Linked DNA regions of Homo sapiens: all the other regions are linked to region 1. Evidence: chromatin contacts called from ENCODE Hi-C data. All regions are on one chromosome and are shown on one strand. The core of a region is the stretch at or near the end of the contact, and the rest is flanking DNA. Distances in the headings are between cores, read along the strand shown. Region 1 holds the start of ZNF155 (zinc finger protein 155). Region 2 holds the start of ZNF146 (zinc finger protein 146). Region 3 holds the start of LINC01530 (long intergenic non-protein coding RNA 1530). Region 4 holds the start of ZFP14 (ZFP14 zinc finger protein). Region 5 holds the start of ZNF260 (zinc finger protein 260). Region 6 holds the start of ZNF567-DT (ZNF567 divergent transcript). Region 7 holds the start of ZNF850 (zinc finger protein 850).

What was found. Hi-C counts contacts between places; a loop is a spot of excess contacts on that map. Pooled maps may share reads with other maps.
Region 2: a loop to region 1 is called in a pooled map, with 9 times the contacts of the local background. The contact joins the promoter of ZNF146 here to the promoter of ZNF155 in region 1. A Hi-C loop is called at or near these places in 3 of 50 pooled maps.
Region 3: a pooled map shows a loop between it and region 1 (18-fold over the local background). The contact joins the promoter of LINC01530 here to the promoter of ZNF155 in region 1. A Hi-C loop is called at or near these places in 4 of 50 pooled maps.
Region 4: a loop to region 1 is called in a pooled map, with 16 times the contacts of the local background. The contact joins the promoter of ZFP14 here to the promoter of ZNF155 in region 1. A Hi-C loop is called at or near these places in 3 of 50 pooled maps.
Region 5: a pooled map shows a loop between it and region 1 (7-fold over the local background). The contact joins the promoter of ZNF260 here to the promoter of ZNF155 in region 1. A Hi-C loop is called at or near these places in 3 of 50 pooled maps.
Region 6: a pooled map shows a loop between it and region 1 (4-fold over the local background). The contact joins the promoter of ZNF567-DT here to the promoter of ZNF155 in region 1. A Hi-C loop is called at or near these places in 2 of 50 pooled maps.
Region 7: a loop to region 1 is called in a pooled map, with 9 times the contacts of the local background. The contact joins the promoter of ZNF850 here to the promoter of ZNF155 in region 1. A Hi-C loop is called at or near these places in 4 of 50 pooled maps.

The regions. Positions count from the first base shown.
Region 1 is chr19:43,982,626-43,985,648 of GRCh38, reverse strand. It overlaps ZNF155 (zinc finger protein 155), which reads right to left and starts at 1,461. Exons shown (of 5, transcript NM_198089.3): 1 at 1,404-1,461. RefSeq lists a silencer at 1,565-1,764.
Region 2 is chr19:36,213,510-36,216,532 of GRCh38, reverse strand. It overlaps ZNF146 (zinc finger protein 146), which reads right to left and starts at 1,427. Exons shown (of 4, transcript NM_007145.3): 1 at 1,337-1,427. ZNF565 (zinc finger protein 565) reads left to right here and starts at 1,868. Exons shown (of 5, transcript NM_152477.5): 1 at 1,868-1,911. RefSeq lists enhancers at 1,184-1,373, 1,484-1,913.
Region 3 is chr19:51,592,906-51,595,928 of GRCh38, reverse strand. LINC01530 (long intergenic non-protein coding RNA 1530) reads left to right here and starts at 1,549. Exons shown (of 2, transcript NR_034159.1): 1 at 1,549-1,980; 2 at 2,878-3,023. RefSeq lists a silencer at 632-799 and enhancers at 882-931, 1,142-1,451, 1,198-1,833, 1,834-2,469, 2,470-3,023.
Region 4 is chr19:36,377,658-36,380,680 of GRCh38, reverse strand. It overlaps ZFP14 (ZFP14 zinc finger protein), which reads left to right and starts at 1,480. Exons shown (of 5, transcript NM_020917.3): 1 at 1,480-1,518. RefSeq lists a silencer at 1,284-1,373.
Region 5 is chr19:36,526,790-36,529,812 of GRCh38, reverse strand. ZNF260 (zinc finger protein 260) reads left to right here and starts at 1,542. Exons shown (of 3, transcript NM_001166037.2): 1 at 1,542-1,594. RefSeq lists enhancers at 815-1,014, 826-1,534, 1,165-1,794, 1,535-2,245.
Region 6 is chr19:36,685,942-36,688,964 of GRCh38, reverse strand. ZNF567-DT (ZNF567 divergent transcript) reads left to right here and starts at 1,516. Exons shown (of 4, transcript NR_110708.1): 1 at 1,516-1,697; 2 at 2,159-2,279; 3 at 2,950-3,023. It overlaps ZNF567 (zinc finger protein 567), which reads right to left and starts at 1,353. Exons shown (of 6, transcript NM_001322917.1): 1 at 1,331-1,353. RefSeq lists enhancers at 297-936, 1,497-1,546 and a silencer at 1,237-1,296.
Region 7 is chr19:36,771,366-36,774,388 of GRCh38, reverse strand. ZNF850 (zinc finger protein 850) reads left to right here and starts at 1,582. Exons shown (of 5, transcript NM_001193552.2): 1 at 1,582-1,664. LOC728485 (a long non-coding RNA gene) reads right to left here and starts at 1,236. Exons shown (of 2, transcript NR_164117.1): 1 at 880-1,236. RefSeq lists enhancers at 1,322-1,481, 1,622-1,761 and a silencer at 1,748-2,042.

The DNA of each region.
Region 1 (3,023 bases), core at 212-2,711:
AATCGCCTGAACCTGGGAGGCGGCCTATTGCACTGAGCCCAGATCGCGCCACTGCACTCTAGCCTGGGCGACAGAGCGAGACTCCGTCTCAGGAAAAAAAAAAAAAAAAAAAAAAGAAAAAGAGCAATACCTTTCCACAGAGCCATGGTGTGGCGTAAATGTATTTATTTCCATAAAGCCCTTAGAATTAAGTTACCAATTAAGGTTTAATTATTATCAACACCCATGCCCAAGGACACATCCTATACACTCTTGGTTGAGGTGAACATCTCTGTAAAAGAAAAAACCGGCCCGGCGCGGTGGCTCACACCTGTAATTCCAGCACTTTGGGAGGCCGAGGCAGGCGGATCACTTAGGACCACAGGTTCGAGACCAGCCTGGCCAACATGGTGAAACCCCGTCTCTACTAAAAATACAAAAATTAGCCGGGCATGGTGACGCATGCCTGTAATCCCAGCTACTCCGGAGCTGAGGACAGAGAATCGCTTGAACCCAGGAGGCGGAGGTTGCAGTGAGCCAAGATCGCGCCACTGCTGCACTCCAGCCTGGGAGACAGAGCAAACCTCATTCTCAAATAATAACAATAATAAAAACAGACTAACAAAATAAATAACTTTTTTTTAAAAAGAGAAAAGCCAAAGACCACTCGTGTAGACAGCTTTGTCCTCAGTAGCCAAGTCCCTCCCTGCAGCTCTTTTAGAAAAGTCAGGCTGGGGAAGGAGAAAGCTGTCAAACACTCTGCGTCGCCGTCCCGGATACAAGTTAAATGCTCCTCTCCCTTCGTGAAACGTGGATGCAACCCACGCCTTCCTAAAAAGAGGTCAGAGGCGTCCGGGATCATCCAGAGCCCTGCCGGGCTCCAAGAGAAGGGCCGGAGCAGCTGGAGCTCTGACCCCACCCGGGCACCTGACCACTTCGCGGGAAATTAACAGGACACCAAGTGACAGGAGCTGTTAAGTCTTTGTTTTATACCACAACTTTCAACTCCTAAAACAATTCTATCAGGATGGTCCTGAAATCCTCATTTAAAAAACGGCAATGGGAGGTACAGGGAGATTAAGTAACACCCCACGTTATATCGCGAGAAAGAGGTCGCACACTTAAGAGTGGAGGGAGGCGGACTGAACGAGGTCAAACACCTGGAAAACCCTCTAAACAGGCACACAAGACTAGACAGAGTTCTTCCCCGCCCCCCCCGAACCCCCGACGACTCCTCCGGTGGACCTGAGTACAGCCCCCAACGCCAGAAGGCTCCATCGACGGCAACGAAACTTCCCTCCCACCCCTCGCATCTCCAAACCTCAGGTCTTCTCCAGGGCTTCTTACCCCCTTAGTTGACCCCCCAGGTCGTTAGGCGCCCCTAATAACTGGTTCACTTTCGCAAAGACCCGCAAGACACATACTTGGCTCAAACCACCTTGTTAAGTAGCAGTGTCCTGCTCGGAGACCGGAAGTGTCGATGATGCCACAGGCGTCTGGACTACACTTCCCAGAATCCCCCGAATCCGCCTGCCTGAGCCAAAGTTCCCACGACTCCACAGAGCAAATGGACTCCACTTCCCAGAATTCACAGGTCCTCCTGCCTGGGCCAAAATTCCCACGCCTCCCAAGCTACTCGCGAAACGCCTGCGGGAGCCAAATTTCCTGCGCATCGACCGGGCAATTAGACTCCCGCAGGCGTTTCGCTGGTATCTTGGGAAATGGAGTCCATTTGCTCTGTGGAGGCGTGAGAATTTTGGCTCAGGCAGGTGGACCTGTGAATTCTGGCCTATCAACCTATATTTTTATTTTAAAAAAATGGAGTCTCATGTTCTATATCAATTTTTCTAAACTAAAAAAGAATACTTTTCATGGTTTTCTTTAGATAAAGTGACTGTGCCAACCACAGTATGAGGAACACTTCTCTGAAAATTGAGTGACTGCTATTTCTAAACCAGTTACAGCTGTATCCTTGCTCTGTTCTGCCCTCCCAAGAGATAAAAATTTATTGACACGCTCAATCGTAGTAGGCAGGAAACTGTGCCTAATATATTAGGGTATATCTGGCATCAAAGGCCCTTTCTGTCCCCCAGGTCCTTGCACTCTGGGCCTGTGATGGGAGGAGAAGCTGCCATAATCTGTGAAATGCCTTTGGGGTCATTCTTCCATTGTCTTGGACAATAGGTCCTGGCTTCAGTTGACATGGCCAATCCATACTAAATTCATGAATTAGTTAGTTGCTTAACCATACCCTTGTATTCTTCAGGTTTCCTGTTTTTTTTTTTTTCCAAAGTAGATAGGCTGTAAACTTTTAAAAATTTTAGTTCTGTTTCCCTTTTAATTAATAATTATTTCAGTCATTCCTCACTTCGTGCCTTTCACTACGGGTAGTCAAGATGATTCAAGCAACTTCAACACTTTGATTAGAAATTAATTCAGATAAACAATTATATCATTCACAAATTCTACCTTCCATAAAACACTAGCACCTGAATATAATTCAGCCAAATTCTTTGTCCCTTTATAACAAGAAGCTCTCTTCTCTTCCAATAACATGTTCAACATTTCTGACTGAGGTCTTCAGAATGGCCTTTACTGTCCATATTTCTACCAACATTCTGATCATGACTACCTAGGTATGCTCTAACAAGATTGATGTTTTCTCTACAGTTCTTATTCTCTATTTCTGAGCGCTAACCAGAATTGTCCTTATCAGTCCATTCATGGCAATGTAGGCTTTTCCTAGCATACATGTAAAAACTCTTCTAGACTCTATCCATTACATAGTTCCAAAGACTGCTACATTTTTAGGTATTTGTTGCAGCAGCAAGCCCACCTCTCAGTACCAATATTTTTTAGTCACAAAATATCATAGCCTGCCTGGCTTTTATTTTATTTTATTTTATTTTATTTTATTTTATTTTATTTTATTTTATTTTATTTTTGAGACGGAGTCTTGCTCTGTCGCCCAGGCTAGAGTGCAGTGGCGCGATCTCGGCTCACTGCAAGCTCTGCCTCCCAGGTTCATGCCATTCTTCTGTCTC
Region 2 (3,023 bases), core at 178-2,677, 7.8 Mb after region 1:
GCGCCCGCCACCACGCCCGGCTAATTTTTGTATTTTTTTATTTTATTTTTTTTTAGTAGAGACAGGGTTTCACCATGTTGGCCAGGCTCCTCTCGAACTCCTGATCTCAGGTAATCCACCCATCTCGGCCTCCCAAAGTGCTAGGATTACAGGCATGAGCCACCGCACCCGACCAAGATCACAGTAAATTAATACATTCACTTAAGTTTGCGCACACTTCTTAATGTCACATGGTATATTTATTTGTTCACATTTGTTATGCCCCTTAGTAGTATTTTAAAGTTCTTTCCTAATAGTTCTGAACCTTTAAGTTTCTTCCACAATACTTTATCTTTTTACTGCTATTGTAAATATTAGTTTTCTTCAACTATGTATTCTAACTGATATTTGTAAATTAGAAGGCTATTTATTTATAGATATTAACTTGGTACCCAATTACTTTATTTAACTTTTTGTAATTTAAAACTATGTCAATGACGACAGCGGGGGCGGGGTGATTTCCTTAGAAAACGCATCTTTGGAGACGTCAGTAGCATTCTCCATTACTTCACAAAATCCATACAACCTGAGAACGCCTCGACTCATTAAGGAATTAAGACACCTAGGATTTAGTCCAGACTCATAGATAAACACTGCAACAATTAAGCTTTCTTCAAAAAATGAGGATAACTGTGCCTAACCTAAAACCGTTGACTCCCTCATCCTGGGCGCCGTTATATGGGATTGCTTCTCAAAGCGTACAATGCTGTTTAGTCTAGGGCTTTGCTTAACAGCCCTATTTAAGTACCCCAAAGATGGGGATTTGAATAGTCTGAAGTAGGCACCCCGAAACTAAAGTTCCTTCGAAACACTCTCGTTTAATTAAAAAAAAAAGTCACGGTGATTTGCATGCCACTCCAATTAAAAAGAAATGCTTTTATATAAAAACTCGTTTTAAAATTATTCACCACTTAGCTTTTCCACCCCTTCAATTTTCAAGTAAAAAAGACGCTCCAGGAAGATGGCACCGTTATAATTATCAGCACTTTCGACAAGGGAAGTGCAGCTCAAACGTTATACCTCAATGCTGGTCTCCTACATCTCCCTCTTAGGCACAATCACACACAATCCCGCACCCAGTTTCACATTCACTCAACAATCCCAAACATCAGGTCAAACTTTGAGGACAAACTCGGTCACACTCGCTCAAACCCGCCTCAGAGGCCCCCATCTCCGCCCCGCACGTAGGCCAGAAGCTCTTACACCCACTCCCTGCCCTCGCGCCGCGCCCCTAAAGATCAGGAATCCTCCCCTTTAACCTCCCCGGTCCGACCGACCCGAGACGCCCAGATCCCACCTCCTACTTTCGCGCCACGTGGACCCAGGGGCCGTACTGACCCGCGGACAAAGACCAAAATGTCCACTCGGTGCGCTGCGCTTGCGCACTCGGAGAGCGAGGAAGCACTCCCAGAAGTCTCCGCGACGCGGCCCGCCTCGGTCACCGCGGCCAGGCCCAGGCTGGTACTGAATTACCTTCTATTACCAGCAACGTCGCTTCTCAGGCCTTGGACTACATTTCCCTTGAGGCTTTACTGGTCGACTCTCTGTCTCCTCCCCTCCCCCCGCGAACTTGGCCGCCTCCTTCTGTGACGATGGAGCTCTTGAGGTAAGTAGTCCTTTAGCGTCAGATGACTTCAAGCTTGCTGGAAGGTCTGGAGTGGCGACGCCCTCTCCGAAGACTCGTGGGCGCAAAAATGTCAAAACGAGCCAGGCCCCGACTCAGAGATAAGAGAACGCCATTCTGTCCGTGGCCGATCTAGCTCTGGACTACAATTCCCAGAGCCCACAGCGGCCTGACGTTACGTCGTTCTTGACGTCGTGGCGAGCTAGTTAGCTCCGCAAGGACCCGGACGCGACCAGGGGAGGCAGAAGGTGAGGGGTCTGGGAGTCCTGGGCGGGGCCGGGGCGTGTCCGGAGCCTCGAATCTGTGCGCGCAGGCGGGAGCTGGCTGCGGATGCGCCGTTCTGAATGTGTCTTTGTGGCTGTGTGGCTGGGTGTGGGTGTCTGCAACTGTGCACGTGTAACCGCCTGTCTCCAGGGTGTCTGGTGGTTTTTGTGTAACCATGTGTGATAGAGAGTATCGGGGTGCAGGGTCCTTGTGACCGGGGGTGATACTGCGTGTGTCCCCGTTGTATATGTGGCCTGTTCGCCCTGTTCCTGGGGTGTGAGTACAGTTGTGACTGTGTGACCACTGCGGGTGTGCGGTTGTGATTCATGTCTCCAAGGTGTGTGCGTGGTTTTGGTTGTGTGACACTGTGGCCGTGTGCAATTGCCTGTGCCTGTGACTGTGTGGTGACGCCGCTTGTGTATTCCTGTATCCCTTGGTGTGTGTGTTTGTGTGTATGTGTGTGGTGCTGTGTATGCGGGAGTGGGGTGCCACTGCTTGTGTGGGTTGCTTGTGTGAGTGTGACTGTGTGTATGTCCACAGTGAAAGTTCAGTTGTGACTGGGTGCCGTAAAGTACCAGTGATGGCGTGTGTCCCCTGAGTGGGTGTGTGACTGTGACTATATGAGGCATTTGTGGGTGTTGGTGTGTGGGGCTTGTGACTATACGGGAGTAACTGTATCACAGTGGAGAGTAGATTGTGTGACTGGGTGTGTCTTAGCGGGTGTGTGATTGTGACTGGAAAGATATTGTGACTGGAAAGGTATAGAGGTGTCTGTGATTGTGTCCTGTGTCTCAGGAGTGGATGTAGGGCCGGGTGTGGTGGCTCACATCAGCCCTTTGGGAGGCCGAGGTGGGAGGATCACTTGAGCCCAGGAGTTCGAGACCAGCCTGGCCTGTACAAAAAAAAAAAAAAAAAATTAATGGCTGGCACGGTGGCTCACACCTGTAATCCCAGCACTTTGGGAGGCCGAGGCGGGTGGATCACCTGAGGTCAGGAGTTCTAGACCAGCCTGGCCAACACGATAAAACCCTGTCTCTACTAAAAATACAAAAATTAGCTGGGCGTGGTGGCAGGTGCCTGTAATCCCAGCTGCTCA
Region 3 (3,023 bases), core at 300-2,799, 7.6 Mb before region 1:
ATTCATTTAACAAATACCCACTGAGTGCCGCCTATGTACCCAGCATGCTCTAGGTACTGGGACACAGCAGTGAGCAAGATAGGAAAGGTTGCAGCTGTCAGGGCACTGATGTTCTAATGGAGGAACCAGGCCATGGATAAGGAAGTAAATGACTAAGATGCTTTCCAAATACGAGGGAATTATCTTTGGTGGTATGACTGGGGGGGGGGGAACAGGGAGGGGGTTCTTTAGGGTGGCTGGAGGCCTTTGAGCTGAGGCCAACAAAATGAGTAGACAGATATTGGGTCAGGGTGGGAAGAATGCTCCAAATTGAGTTAATAGCAAATGCAAAGGACATGAAGGGCAGGGCCTGGCTGTGTTCAGCCCATTGGAAAGTGTGTTGTGACTGAGGACGACCAGAAAGGACCAGAAGCTTAGAGGTTGGCAGGATAAGGAGCTTGGATTTTATTCTGAGATGGGAACCACTGGATGATTTTAAGCTGGGGGGCAGGGTAGTGACTGGTGACAGGATCTGATTTATATTTCCACAGGCTTCCTGGCACTGTGCCTGAATAGAGGGTGGAGTGTGGCAAGGGAAGAAACAGAACAGTGAGGAGGCCCCTGCAGTGATGCAGGTGAGGAGTAACGGTAGCTCGGAGCAGAATGGAGACAGTGGAAGTGGAGAGAAGTGGTTAGATTCTGGGCCTCTTCTGGAGATAGAGACGATGAGACTCACACAAGATTTGGTTGCGGGAGGGAAGCGGATGAGAGAAACAGAACACTGGCGACCATTCCAAGATTTTGGCTTGAGCACTTGGATGGACAGTTAGTGGGGAGGAGGCAGAAAGATTGTGAGAGGAGCAGGTTTAGGACAGGGAATCTGGGATTTCGTTTGGATGTGGTAGATTTGAGGTCCTTTGCTCTGTAAGGTCTTTCCTGAACCCTGGGCTGGGTCTAGCACCTCCTCTGTGTTCCCACAGCCTCCTGAGCACCCCCTGGGCCAGCCCTGACCACTCTGTGTTGTAACCAGGACAGAGGAGGGTGCACTCGCACTGCACCCAGGTTGAAGGGCGAGAGTGAGAAGGTGTCAGGCTGGGCCGCAGAATCCAAAGCGGGTCAGCAGGTACAACAGCTGCTTAGAGCACTCCCACCCGGAGAGAGGGATTGAGAGATCACGGAAAAGGGTGCCATCTTTCCAGGGACGCCTACCAGAACGCGGGGGAGAGAAATACAGAGACCCTCAACTCCGCCACGTCATCGCGACAAAGGGCCAGGACCGGCCGGCCGCGGGATGGGCGCTCACCTGGGCAGAACTGGAGCTGGAAGGGCCAACCTCCAAAGAAACGAGGAGCGGGCGGAAGGACTACGACTCCCGGAAGGCTTTGGGCCCATCCGCCTACGACTCCCAGGTGCCCCTGCGTTGCGTCGTCCCGAAACACTTGCGGCTCTCGGACAAACTGGGCCTACAGTTCCCAGAGATCCTCGCGGCAGCGCTGCGCATTCTGCGCACGCCTCCCAGAGTGTACTAGGCCGGTCCGGCCCGCTTCCCGTCTGCGCCTGCGCAAGCACAATAGCCGTGCCAGAATTCTCTGCCAGCTGCTGTGCACTGCTGTCAGTGCAAAGATGGGATGGACTTTTTTTTCAGATTTTCTGCTGTTGTGGGAGTATGGCAAGAGTTTGAGGGGGCGGAGAAAGAGATTGGGAATGTGAAAAGGGAAGATAGCACCTGCGCTAAGCACATTCCTAGGATTGGGCCGCGTCTCGGGGATGCAGAGTGGGCTCTTCGGCGCGCCCTGCAGCCATGGGAGTGGACGCCTGCCCAGGCCGAAGGGCAAGGACTTGCGGGGTGGGGTCTCTGTGCATGCGCGGAGCTGAAAGGGAGCGTTTTGCAGATCTCCACGCGTGCGCAACTCTCGGGACGTGGACGCGGTGAACAGTTACGCACAATCGTCTTTCTGACACAAACACACCCTGCCAGGTGGAAGCCAGGATGGAGGGCAGGTGAGACCCGTAAGGCAAGATCCCAAAACCAAGGAACGGAGCACTCTCCCCGCTTGCTCCCCAGATCCAAGCCCTCCACTTCCTTCCAATGCCCCCCTTCCCGAAACTGCTCCCTCCTGTATATTCTGAGATCTTATCACTATTCCCGTGAGGCCCTTGATAAGGAGGATTGAGAGTGAAGGGTGATGGGAGACACGCCTTGGGCGTCTTCTGTCCACCTCAAGGATTGAACTTTGGTAACTGGAACTCATTCATTTGTTAATCTGTGTGCTAGGCCCTTTGACCCGCTGGCCAGATGCACCGGGACACAGGTGTATTCAGCCTGGTCCAGAGATAAGGATGATAAATCTTAATGTAAAGGTATCAGATGTTAAGGGCTGCAGGAGCCCAGAGGTTACAAGTGCTGCAAGCCAGAACATGGGGAAACAACAGCAATTAAGCCGTTAGCTTGTGCCTTGGAGGGGTGTTTGCCCTGCACCCCACTCACTACCTGAAGATAAATGGCTTCTCCAACGTGTAGTGGGGTTGGGATGATGAGGATGACATCACTGCCAGGTGGGAGGCAGGAGCTGCAGGTCCTGACATGATGAGGCAGGTATGGGCCGCCCTGGGCTGAGGGGGACATGGGCTACCCTGGACTGGAGGGCTGGGCTGTGGCATGGGGACCCTGTCAGAGACAGGTGTTTGGCCTCCATGCCTTCCTGTGTCTCTGGAAGGGTGAAACTAAGCGGGATGCTCCTCTCCCAGCCCCACCTGCTTTTCAGAGGCTACCATATGCTGGAGGGGGAAGATCCTGGCCACAAGCAGAGGCCCTGGAGGTGAATCAGTGTTGGAAGTGGGGTGGTTGGTTCTGGGTCCTCCCTGAGGCTCACATGGCTGCCCCTCCCCATCCTCCAGGCCTCGCCTTCTGTCCCGGATCCGCCAATCCTCCGATCCCTGGATCCTCTGATGATGGCATCAACTGTCTGGGCTACAGGTTGCTCTCCAAAGAGTGGCTGCCCCTCTACACCAACCTCACTGTGGACATAACTTCCAAGCCTCAG
Region 4 (3,023 bases), core at 231-2,730, 7.6 Mb after region 1:
TCCGTCTCCCTGGTTCAAGCGATTCTTCTGCCTCAGCCTCCCGAGTAGCTGGGACTACAGGTGTGCGTCACCATGCCCAGCTAAATTTTTTTGTATTTTTAGTAGAGACGGGGTTTCACCATGTTGGCCAGGCTGGTCTCAAACCCCTGACCTCAGGTGATCCACCCGCCTCGGCCCCCCGAAAGTGATGGGATTATAGGCGTCAGCCACCGCGTCTGGCCACCTTCTTAGTAGTTATAAAGTAGCTCAGATTTTTCATTTATCTCCTATTTCATGCATATCCTATTGTTTGCAAAATGAAACCAGATTGCCGAGGCATTTTCAAATATCTTCTAAAGTTTTATATTCTTAAGGAAAGAACAAATTCTTTCATGTATTAACTAATATATCAAAGAATTTGGGATACAGAAGATGCCTCAGGGTGGTCCCTGGTGGGCTTATCCCATTTCTTTCCTGAAGGAACGCAGGACAGGACAAATTCAGTCTCATTGGAGACAGACCTCTCCAGTTAGTCTTTTTCTTTTGAAACGGAGTTTCGCTCTTGTTGCCCAAGCTGGGGTGCAATGGCGGATCTCAGCTCAATGCAACCTCCGCTTCCCGGGTTCAAGCGATTTTCCTGCCTCAGCCTCCTGAGTAGCTGGGATTACAGGCGCGCGCGACCACGCCCGGCTAATTTTTTGTATTTTTAGTAGAACAATACATTCACAACTGCAGGAGATACGAGACACACACACACACACACACACACACACACACACACACACACACAGAGACAGAGACAGAGTGGGAGAAAGGGAGAGGGCAGTGAGCACGAGCGACCTTTCTAGGTTTACGTCCTGCTCCAGGTTCTGGTGGGCTTTGAGAGTATTTTCATTGCATGCCTGATGTGTGCCCACACCTTGCTTGGGTGTATGCAGTGAGTAACTGGTAGGTGTTTAGTACACATATTAGGCATCTGCTGGTGCCAAAACTTCTTTCTAAATCCTCCGCGGCTGAGCCTGGTGGCTCACGCCTGTAGTCCCAGCACTTTGGGAGGCTCAGGCGGGAGGATCTTTTAAGCCCAGGAGTTCGACACCGGCTTGGGTAACATAGGGAGATCTGGTCTCTATAAAAACTTAAAAAATGAGTTGGGCGTGGTGGCGCGCGCCTGCAGTCCCAGCTACTCTGGAGGCTCGGGTGGGAGGGTCGCTTGAGCCCGGGAGGTCGCGGCTGCAGTGAGCTCTAATCACGCCACTGCACTCCAGCCTGGGCGACAGAGTAAGACCCTGTCTCAAGAAAATAAACAAATAAAAGTCTTCCTCAGCGACAAAAGCAAACGCAAGCCCGAGCTCGCCTCAGCCCCACGCAGCGCGGAGGGCCTTCCCGCCCCGAGCGCACCCGGGGCTCCGGCCCCCGCGCATGCGCACTCCGCGCAGCCCGTTGGGGCTGGAACCAGTCCCTCCCATCGGCGGACTACATTTCCCACAGGCCTCCGCTCGCAGTTCTTTCCGGCTTCGCTGCTGGTGTCGGCTCCGAGAGGTGAGTTGGTCGCTTGCACCGAGGCAATGGGCGCGGGGGTGGCGCGGGGGCGGCGCAGACCTCAGTGTGAGCCAGGAGGCAGTAGCTGTGGAGTTTGTGGCGCTGACTGGGCGCCGGGTGCCCTGTTGCGTCCTCTGCCTTCTCGCTTCAGAGCCGCCCAGGTCCAGCGGCCCGGAATGGCTCCGAGTTAGATACAGGAACCCCGGAGTGAATGAAGGCCCCCAAACAAAAAGACGCAGTCTGAAGAACTGCAGATTGCACAGCTTTACCCGAGCTCCCTCCCATGGAAACTGCGGGGAACTCGGAGACAGATCCCAGCCCCGTCTTCGTGTACCTGGCCTTTCGCTCTGATACGGGAAAGGGTCAGCTTTATTCCAGGCTCCCTGTTATTTCCATCGGGTTTTGCGCGCAGTAGACGGAGGGAGCAAGTGCGCTAGCGGGGGTGTGTCCTGCTCAGCCAAGGCCGGCTCCAGGAAAGGCCCGCGGTCTCAAGATTCCCGTCTCCTTTCCCAATCCTGCTGTTCTTTAGGAAGGCAGCGGGGAGAGGAGGAAATGATTGCTGTTGCATATAGACAAGTCAACATCCAGATGAGTTTGTGTTTCCGTTTTGTTCCATGAAGTGTAATTTTTATTTTTTCTGGGCGTGGGGGCATTTGCTTTCCTCTTCTGTGGAATGAAAATCAGCTCGGACTGAACAATGAAGCAGCTCTGTCATTAATCAGGCTAGGAAGGAAGAGACAGATAAAGCCAGTTGCAAAATTAATAGAAAACATGATTTCTCCCCAGGTGGTGCAGTAGTTGTAAAATGGCATAATGACTCCCTCTTTGAGAGATTACAGTTTTCTTACCAGTGATGTTCTAGACTTGCTTTGCTGTTTTCATTTTATTACTGGGGATACCCTCTTGATTACACTCATGATTGCATTCAATATCTCATTAATCCCTGCCTCTCCTAATCTCACCTCGGAAACAGCAGCCATTCCAGATTGCAGCTGTCATTAGATCCTCCTTAGAATCTTTCAGCTGGAACTCAACCGTTTACGAAAGAGCTTTTCTCGTCTCTCTCGTCCATTCTATTCCAACCCTTCCTGTGGAATTTTCTCCCTTTCTGCCAGTCAATAGATATGATTTTGTCAGACTATGCGGGCTTGTTCCAGTTAATCTTCAGCTAGTTAGACTTTAACCCCTGAAATGTCCTGTCCACTGACCTGGTGCTTTGGCCTTCCTTCCCAGTGAATGATGGGGTGATGAAGGTAGATTCCAATTCCTACCCCTTTCCAGTAGGTTTGTTTTGTTTTGTTTTTTTTTGTATTTTTTGAGATGGAGTCTGGGTCTGTTACCCAGGCTGGAGTGCAGTGGCACGATGTGCTCACTGAAACCTCCGCCTCCCGGGTTCAAGCAGGATTCTCCTGCTTCAGCCTGCCAAGTAGCTAGAACTACAGGGATGAGCCACCGCACCCGGCCTCCAGTAGGTATTGACATGAGCATTTGGCAGTAATTTAGTT
Region 5 (3,023 bases), core at 293-2,792, 7.5 Mb after region 1:
AAATACAACAACAAAAAAATTACCCGGGCGTGGTGGCCGGCACCTGTAATCCTAGCTACTCGGTAGGCTGAGGAAGGAGAATCGCTTGAACCTGGGAGGCGGAGGTTGCAGTGAGCCGAGATCGCGCCACTGCACACCAGCCCGGGCGACAGTGCGAGACTCCATCTCAAAAAAAAAAAAAATCAGGTCCTGGAAAAATAAAGCATTTCAGGAACAAAGAGAAAACTTCAAGGCACCTTAAACATGGCTTTTAGATATCACAACCGTTATTTCCTCTCCTCTGGGGAACCTCTCTTGGAGGACAGAAATGAGAAGGGAGACAATACACCTCCCCTAGGGCCCAAATGACAAGGCCAGAGCTTACTCTGCGTTCCCCTCCCCCGCCATGGGAGGGCTATCAGAGGAAACTGGGGCTTCCAACTCAAAACTCAGTGTCATAGAAAAATCCCCTTTACTATCACGGGGCCGAGCTGTCTTCTGCTCTCACATATGACTATGTGTGACATTTGGTCAAAGACACACAAACACAGTCTCAACTCCACGCACACCCAATGCTTCACAGTCACACACCCACCACTGTACACAAAGTCACAAGCACCCACCCTCCATACTCCCACACAAGGACACAGAGTCACAACTACATAAGTACAAAGCTCCCTATATCTGCACACAAACGAACATATGGTCACAGAGTTACAATCACACACCCACCGCGGGCACACAGTCACAGCTAACCCACACCCTCACACAGCGTTACACAGTCACACAATAACAGTCCTAACACAGGGACTCACGGGACACCCGCAGAGTCCTCCCCACATCCGTACACAAGGTGTCACACACAATCACAATCACACACACACTGTGCTAGGACATACATTCACAAAAACACAATTTCACAACCGCCCTTCTCGGCGCGTTCCGCCTGAACAGACTTAATACTCAGTCTCAACCTCCGCACCGGATTCCAGACGCTTCACCTCCAACCTCCTCCTGATCCTGTAGTCTCCGAGCCGACCCGCTCAGAGGCCAGCACCTGGGTCGCGTGCAGCTCTCCCCCGAGCCGCGGGAGTCGCGAGGGGAGGGGCCGAGGGCGCGGCGCCTTCTGGGAAATGTAGTTCAGCGCCACGCCCGCGATGAGCAAGATGGCGCCCGGCTTGAGCCCAGCCAAAGGGATTACCCTCATTCCCGAACCGTGTCTGAGAGTCTCCTGGGGTTCCTGGCTTAGTATCGCACCGTGGCTGTTACATAAAGTCAGCACAGCGTGTTTAAGCTGATGTTACACCACTACCCAATCCCAGGGATAGAGTAAACTAAGACTAAGGCCTTACACCCCTGCCCCGGCCAGGGAGACAGTCCCACAAGCTCTGGCGGAGGAAAAGTTCGCGCGAAAAGCTGACTCAAACCGCTGAACCTTCTGGGAAATGTAGTCTACCCTCAAAAGAGTGGCACGGAGGACGGGCCAAGATCTCTCGATTCCGTCCGGTTCTGAGTCGGGGCCTGGCCCAGCCCAGGAGACCTCTGGGAGCGCTGCCCGCGGAAGGAGTGCGCAGGCGCGGAATCTCCGACTTGCCATGGTCGTCTTTGTCTGCCGGTGAGTTGGGTTTCGGCCCTGTGGGACTTGGGTTTCTGGACACTGAAACGGGCCAGGGACGCTGGAGGGGAGGATTTGCAGTGCCTGCGACGGGGCTGGGAGTATGGAGGGGAGGAATCGCCTTCTATGATGTGCGGTGATCCGAGCTTGTGTGGCTGGGGGCAGGGGTACAGTTCGGGTGGGTTCGCGGGTGGGTGACCGAGAGTGTGAGGGGGTGTTGAGGGTGCAGAGTTAGTGAGAAACTGGTTCCAAGTTTGTGAGGATGGACGGATGGCTTTGTGAGGTAGTAACCTCTAAGCCTCACTTTTCTCATTTCTAAAATAATAAAGATGCGTTTTCTGGAAAATAGGAAACGGAAAAGGCTAAGGAATTGAGCGGATAAGTAATTTTAAAGGTGATTTTTTATATAAAAGCAGACCTATTGTGGAGTAGAAAACAAAATCAGCATTACCTTTCCATTATTTTTTTAAAGAGGCAAGATTTCGGAAAAACTTGTTACTGGGTGCCTGTACACCCAGTAGGCATTGACTTTTCTTAATACTTTGGAGAAACTTTGGTGCAGTTGCTTGGAGAAACCCTGAACTAAGGAATATCTTTAAGAGGTAGTTTCCAATAGCGCAGACGGCACAGAATTTGGAAGCTACTTGTCCTGCCTTTAGCGCAGAGGTCAAGAAACTCCCTAGTTCGTCAGTGAGGGCAGCAATCTCACTCCTAATTTAATCAGGGTTTCCCCAGCCTTTTGTAAATATAGGGGAAATTCTTTTCTTGTGTATACAAAGATAGAAGTATCCTATCTTCAAGTATCTTGTCACACTTATTCTTAACATATCAACATATTCAAGTATCTTGTCACACTTATTCTTAACATATTTTTCAATAAAATAAAAAAGTAACAGGGTTAATAGTTTTGAAATATACAGAAAAAGTAAAAGATACAAAGAAGACAGGACTTAGTTTCTGCTTTTCCCCTAACTATTGGTGTTTCTAAGTTTCTGGCCTTGATCATCTAAGTACTCCTATCAGCAACAACATTACACTGCCATCCATGGCTTCATCTAATACAGATGACTAATAAATGTCTGTTTCTGCTGGAGGCTTGTCCTGAGCTCCTAATCCATATTATCTAATTGCCCAATGTGCAGTCCACCTGGAAGTTACAGGGAACTTCAAGCTCTTTATGTCTAAAGGGCTCCTTCTTCCTGCAGTCTGCCTCCATCTATTTCCCCTCTGTACCTGTTTCAGCAATTTATAGCACTGTCTAGCCAGGTTCTAAGGCACTTACATCTTAGAGAAGGCTTCTAAGTAAGTTTGATCCTTTGATTTGTTATATCCCATTACAAATTGTAAACCAAGGTTTCTCAGCACACATAATCATAAATGTATATGTTTGCTGAATCAGTGAATGAACAGTCAGCCCTCTGTGTCTGTA
Region 6 (3,023 bases), core at 267-2,766, 7.3 Mb after region 1:
ATCATGCCCAGCTAATTTTTATATTTTTTAGTAGAGACGGGGTTTCACCATGCTGGTCAAACTCCTGACCTCAGGTGATCTGTCCGCCCCAGCCTCCCAAAGTGCTGGGATTGCAGGCGTGAGCCACCGCGCATGGGCCCAATCTTTTTTTTTTTTTTGAGACGGAGTCTTGCTCTGCCACCCAGGCTGGATTGCAGTGGCACGATCTCGGCTCACTGCAAGCTCCGCCTCCCGGGTTCACGCCATTCTCCTGACTCAGCCTCCCAAGTAGCTGGGACTACAGGCGCCCGCCACCACGCCCGGTTAATTTTTTGTATTTTTAGTAGAGACGGGGTTTCACCATGTTAACCAGGATGTTCTCGATCTCCTGACGTCGTGATCGGCCCGCCTCAGCCTTCCAAAGTGCTGGGATTACAGGCGTGAGCCACCGCGCCCGGCCCGCATGGGCCCAATCTTACCCTCTGAAAATTATTTTGCCTCTTCCTCTCCATTAAAAAAAAAAAATCACTACTTATTTTACTTGTCTAATTACCAGAGTCAAATTCTACAGGCATATATAAAATGCCCAATACTCATAAATCAATCTAAACAATGCATACTTTAGTCAACACTCGGTTTCTCAAGCACTCCACCTAAGTCACACAGTGTGCCACATTCACAGTCATCATAGGTCGTGTACACCAAATACTTTTAAAATTAGGCATATTCATAGCTGTATCACCCACTACATAGTCATAATCCCATAGGCCCCCACGTCGTGCACAATTTCACAGAACTTCTACAAAAAGTAACAACCTTTCACTCACAATGCCCTCACTGTCGCCTCTCCAGAGTCGGACACAGGCTCAAACACAAATCGACTCGCATCTAATTTAAATTAAAACTTAAGACACGCAGGGACCCTATCACTTTCATAAACAACCGGTTCCACAACGTCACACAGAATAACACATTCCCCTACCACAACACACAGGACAGGTACGAAAAGCCACACACACACACACGGAGCGCCTGTTGTGTGCCAGGCCGTGCTCCAGGAGCCAGGGGACGAAAATCAGACGAAATTCCTGCCACTGGGGAGCTCACCCCCCGCCTCGGGCAACCGGTTCCCTTCTTCAGGTGCTCCCGGGCCCGCGCTCTGGTTCCTGCTTCCCTCCCAGCCTTCTCTGAGGCCCGGACTCGCACTTTCCTCCAGCCAACTCCTCGTCCCAGGTTGCTCCTCTTCCCTTCTTGCTTTCCCCAGCCCAGGCTCCCGCCTCCCTCCTCAGCCTTCCTTACGGGTCACACCGTCACCCGCCTTCTCCGCGCCCGCGGGACCCACCAGCCTCACCTTCGGTTGCCGGCCGGGCGTCTGCGCATGCGCACTCCCACGCGGACGATGCCTCCCAGGTGTCTCCGCGGCGCGTTCCTGCTGTCCACCGGCTACGCGCGCCTTCTCCACATCCGGGCGTTTCCGGCCTTGGACTACATTTCCCACAGGCGCCCGGGCGGTTTTCGAACTTTGATCTCTGGTTCCCCTTCCAAATTCTCATAGTGCGTGGCTGGGATGAGGGCGGCGCTCACGGTGAGGAAGCCCCGAGCTCCCGGGACGCAGACAGGGTGTGCAGGGCCGTAGCTCGGGCCTGTGTATGCACCTGTGCGTGTGTGTTTGATGCCAGGACAAGGCGGCGGTGTGCGCGGCGAGGAGGCTGCGACAGGTGCGTGATTGTGTTCCTGTCCCTGCTCGGATGCGGGACCTTTGGGTGGCCGTGGTCGGCTGTCGGGTGTGTGACACTGTAGGGTTTGAGACCTTCCATCATGACAGTGCTGCTGTGGCCGTGTGATGGAAGAGCCTTTTAGGTCTGTGGTGTTGTGTGTGTAACGGGTAAAGCTTCATTTCTGCAGTGCTGTGTTTAATGTTGGGACTGAGGGGTCTGTCGAAGATCTCCCCAATGTGCCTGTGAGGACTATGATCCATGCCTATGTTAAGCAGAGTCATCTTGCAATGAAGCATGGCCCGCGTTGTCTTCTCAGGGCACACCTGTCCCCAGTTCTCAGCCTGGTGTTTGACACAGGGGATCCTGGCGGAGTGCCCACCTAAGCGGCAGTTTTAGACTCGATTGTTTCTTGGGCTCTGCATCTCTGAGTTCCCAGCTTCCTTTTTTCTCCCGCTTTATAGCTGTATAGACCCCAGCTGCAGTGAAATGGCCATCAAAAAGGGAAGGGATAATCGAGTGGTGGAATAAAATCTGCAAACAGAAAAAGGACAGACCTGTTTTCGGAACGAGGCTTTTCGAGTTGTAAGTGTCCCTTAAGCAGAGTTCTGGGAAGACGTCGTGGGGAGAACCTAGGAGTAGGATTCCTTCCTCAGAGGCTCTCCCTTGGGAACTCTCAGAGGTCAGGTTCCATGTGATCCACATCATTCCCAGAGCTGTCTCCGCAGGAGACTTAACGTGAATTTTGAGAAAGTCCCCAGTCCTGGATATCAGTGACCCTGGCCTTTCCCTTGAATACTAAGAAGGGTTAGCAGTACTCCCATCTCCCTTTTACTTCCATCTGAGTATGTTTATGGTAGATGATGAGAGCTCGTGTGGTGGCAATAATTTTTTCCAATTTAGCCAATCTGGGTTCCAAGAAAGGTCTGATGTCTCATGATTCCTTACCCCTTCTCCCTTGCCTTGAGGTTCTCTAAGAGCCCTGAGGAAAGGGAACCATTGCTGAGCATATCTGAAAACCAAGGTCAAGGAAGTTTTGTTGTATTTTCTATTTTTGTTCTCTTTGATTTTGTTTTTCAGCAAGGGAGTATTTTTTCTCCTCCTGAAATGCTAGTCAGTGGTTAGGTTACTATTAGGCAGGGCCTTGTGAGGTGCTTTGACCAATAGAATGTGGTGGAAGTGATATTGTGAGACTTCTGAGACAAAGCTTCAGGAAGTCTTGCAGCTTTTTCTCTTCCCCTTTTCCTGCCCTGAGACCACCATGACTGAAGGCTAAGAGCAACTTGCTTGCGCATTAAAGATCACTTGGAGAGAGAGGTCCAGTGAGCA
Region 7 (3,023 bases), core at 333-2,832, 7.2 Mb after region 1:
TAATCCTTGCTCAAACAAGGAATAATTTCTTATTCCAAAGTAGACATTGGTACATCTTTTACTAGGTACATAATTTGGGATGAAGTCTGATAAAGCTCCTTAGAAGTACTTACAGTACACCCTCACAAGGGTGTACCATCTACCCATGGTTTAAACAGAAATTAAAATTCTACCTTCGTGGAAAAATTTGCCAAGTTTTAATGGATTCAGTGCTCATTAAAAACTTTTAGCCTGTCTTGATCTTTAACATAATTATTGGTGTGAAACAATGGCTTCTGTGGAAAATTAAAGTTTTAGTGGTTTGCTATTTGTGAAATACAGGCTTTTTCATGTATCATATTAGCATATAAGCTGGCTTAATCATTAGTACTGATCTTCAAGTTACTAAGACACCAGATATTTGTTACTTTGTAATTTGAGTTTTTAAAAAAATTCCGAAATTGGCTTTTCGATGTGTGAAAAGGACTACTTATTAGATGCTTGTTTTTAAATTTACATTCAATTAATTAAAGCTAGACTCTTTATATTCTTAGGCTTGGTATACTATTTGTATGTTTTGTAGTAAGTGTATAAAAATAATACCTTTGACTTTGTATAAAAAAAATCTTTCTTGCTTTAAAAGCCATGTTGGATTTGCATTCTAGACCGTAATAAATATAACTACTTTAACATAAAAATCTATTTATGTTGTTTATCAGATATTAGGGGTTTTTTTCCCTCTCCTGTCAACCTCCAAATAAAATCGATGCTCCAGAATGATGCCCTCTTATCATAATTTTACAAATACCTGGCTCCAAGGTTACTACCTGATACAAAAATACAATGCTGGTCTCCCAAACAGGCAACTCACATTGACACTCACACAGCTTCCACTCACACCTGCGATCACAAGGCAGCATCTTCGGGCCCTCGTCGGCCACGATCCGCTCCCAGAGAGCATTCGCGCACAATCTTATCCCATCCACGATTTTGATTCCTTTTCTCCCACTTCTTCAACCCTATCCGGGACGAGACCATCAGGTCCCACCTCCACCTTCACCTTCATTTTCCGCGCAATGCAGACTGAGCCCTGGACTCACCCATATACAGATTGAATTGTCCGGTCAGTGTTTCATCCCCTCTGCATTCTGAGGGCGAGTTAGCATCTGGGTGCATGAGTTCCAAACTAACAGCCAGGACCAGGCTTGGAGCCAAGAATCCTTTGGCTCGCATCGTGGCTGGGTTGACCGCTTTTCTGCCCTGGACTACATTTCCCATCGGTTCTACCGTTCGGGGCTACTTCCGCCGAGAACCGGAAGCACGTTTTCCTGTGTCTTACCCCAGATAACAGAGCTGCCAGGGATAATCAGGCCTGACCACTCTAGCGGGCGAGCCGGCCCCATAGCGAGCCGCTCGGCATGAGGGCTCTGCGATCCTCGTTGGAGAGGAGCGGTAAAAGGAAACAAGCCAGGCTTGGAAATGAGAGGCATAGGGAAGCCCGCAGTCGGGCTCTGGACTACATTTCCCAGAGGATCCCGCAGGCCGACGCCACGTCTCGCGAGATTTTGGCTTCCTCTTAGCCAGGTGGCGGGACCGTTTGCTGTGCCGATTTAGCTGCCGCCGCGCCTTGGAGTCCTGAGGAACTTGGCTAGGCTGGCCCCGAGCGGAACCAGAGAATGCTGAGGGTGAGGAATCCGGCTCCGGTCCTTTTGTGTGTGGAGGGCTGAGGAGAGGAGTTTGCGTGTGTGATCGCGATGGCTGCCGTGGGTCTCCGTGGTCTGTGACTGTGGCTGTGTGGTGCTGACTCTGGGTGATCAGGTGGGCGCTTGTGACTGTGCGCGCCCGGAGTGGGTGTGTGTGTCCTGGACGACCCTCGTTGTGCGTGCGGATGTGAAGAACCGGTGACTGTGTGGTTGGACTGCGTGTCCCGGGGTGGGTGTGTGACTTTGCGTGTCTGTGCAGTACCTTGTGTGCGTGAGTTGCAGGTCTGTGGCTGTGCAAGTGCAACTTGTGTGGCCCCTTGGTGTATGTGAGAGAGGAGAGTGTGATTGGCTGTGAGGCAGTGGGTAAGTGGATATGCGGAGGCATGTGTGCGATTGGGACTTTGTGTGTCCCCTTGAGAGAAAAAACTCTTTAGGCAGTTAGGGTGGGACCTTGGTAAAAGTCCTTTAAACAGAGAAACAGCCTGAAAAATCAGGCTGCAGGCATACATAAGGAAAACTCCACAGGGGGGTTGTCCTGAAGACATTCCTCAGCTGCACTGATAAGGGACCGAGGCCCAACATAGAAACGCCTTTGTCCTTTGTGTGACCAGCGGGCTTCCACGAAATAGTCGCTTCTTTTGTGGGCATGTACACGGTGGGCTCTGTTAGATTTTGAAGGGAAGGCGAGGGTTAAAGAAAGAGAGAGAGTTGGCGGCTCTATGGCGGGGACCAACTAAATGCCAGAGCCCACTGCCGCTTCCAGGCTGGGGTAATTACAGGCCTGGGCAGGAGGGGTCTGGGCGGTATGGCTTGTTGCCTGGGAGAAAGTTGATAAGGATGTTTCTTGGGCTTTTGCCCAGCAGGATGTGATAAGGAAGTCAGGCGGTTGGGAAGGATGTTTCGCACAGCCCAAACCCGGGTGGAATGTTTCCCTCTGACCAGGGTCTGTGAAATGGTGGGGGCTTACGAAACGGTGCAGCTTGGACTAACAGGTTCCGGCGGCCACTTTCCTTTTTTGGACATGCTTTAGACTGTGAGCGCGGCCTCTTTGAATCATAACTTCACCCCCTCATTGGTCCCGGGCCAAGCTTTCACTTCAGCCCCTGATTGGTCCCGGGCCAAACTTTCACTTCAGCTCCTGATTGGTCCCGGCCCAAACTTTCACTTCAGCTCCTGATTGGTCCCGGGCCAAACTTTCACTTCAGCCCCTAATTGGTCCCGGGCCAAACTTTCACTTCAGCTCCTGATTGGTCCCGGGCCAAACTTTCACTTCAGCCCCTGATTGGTCCCGGGCCAAACTTTCACTTCAGCCCCTGATTGGTCCTGGGCCAAACTTTCACT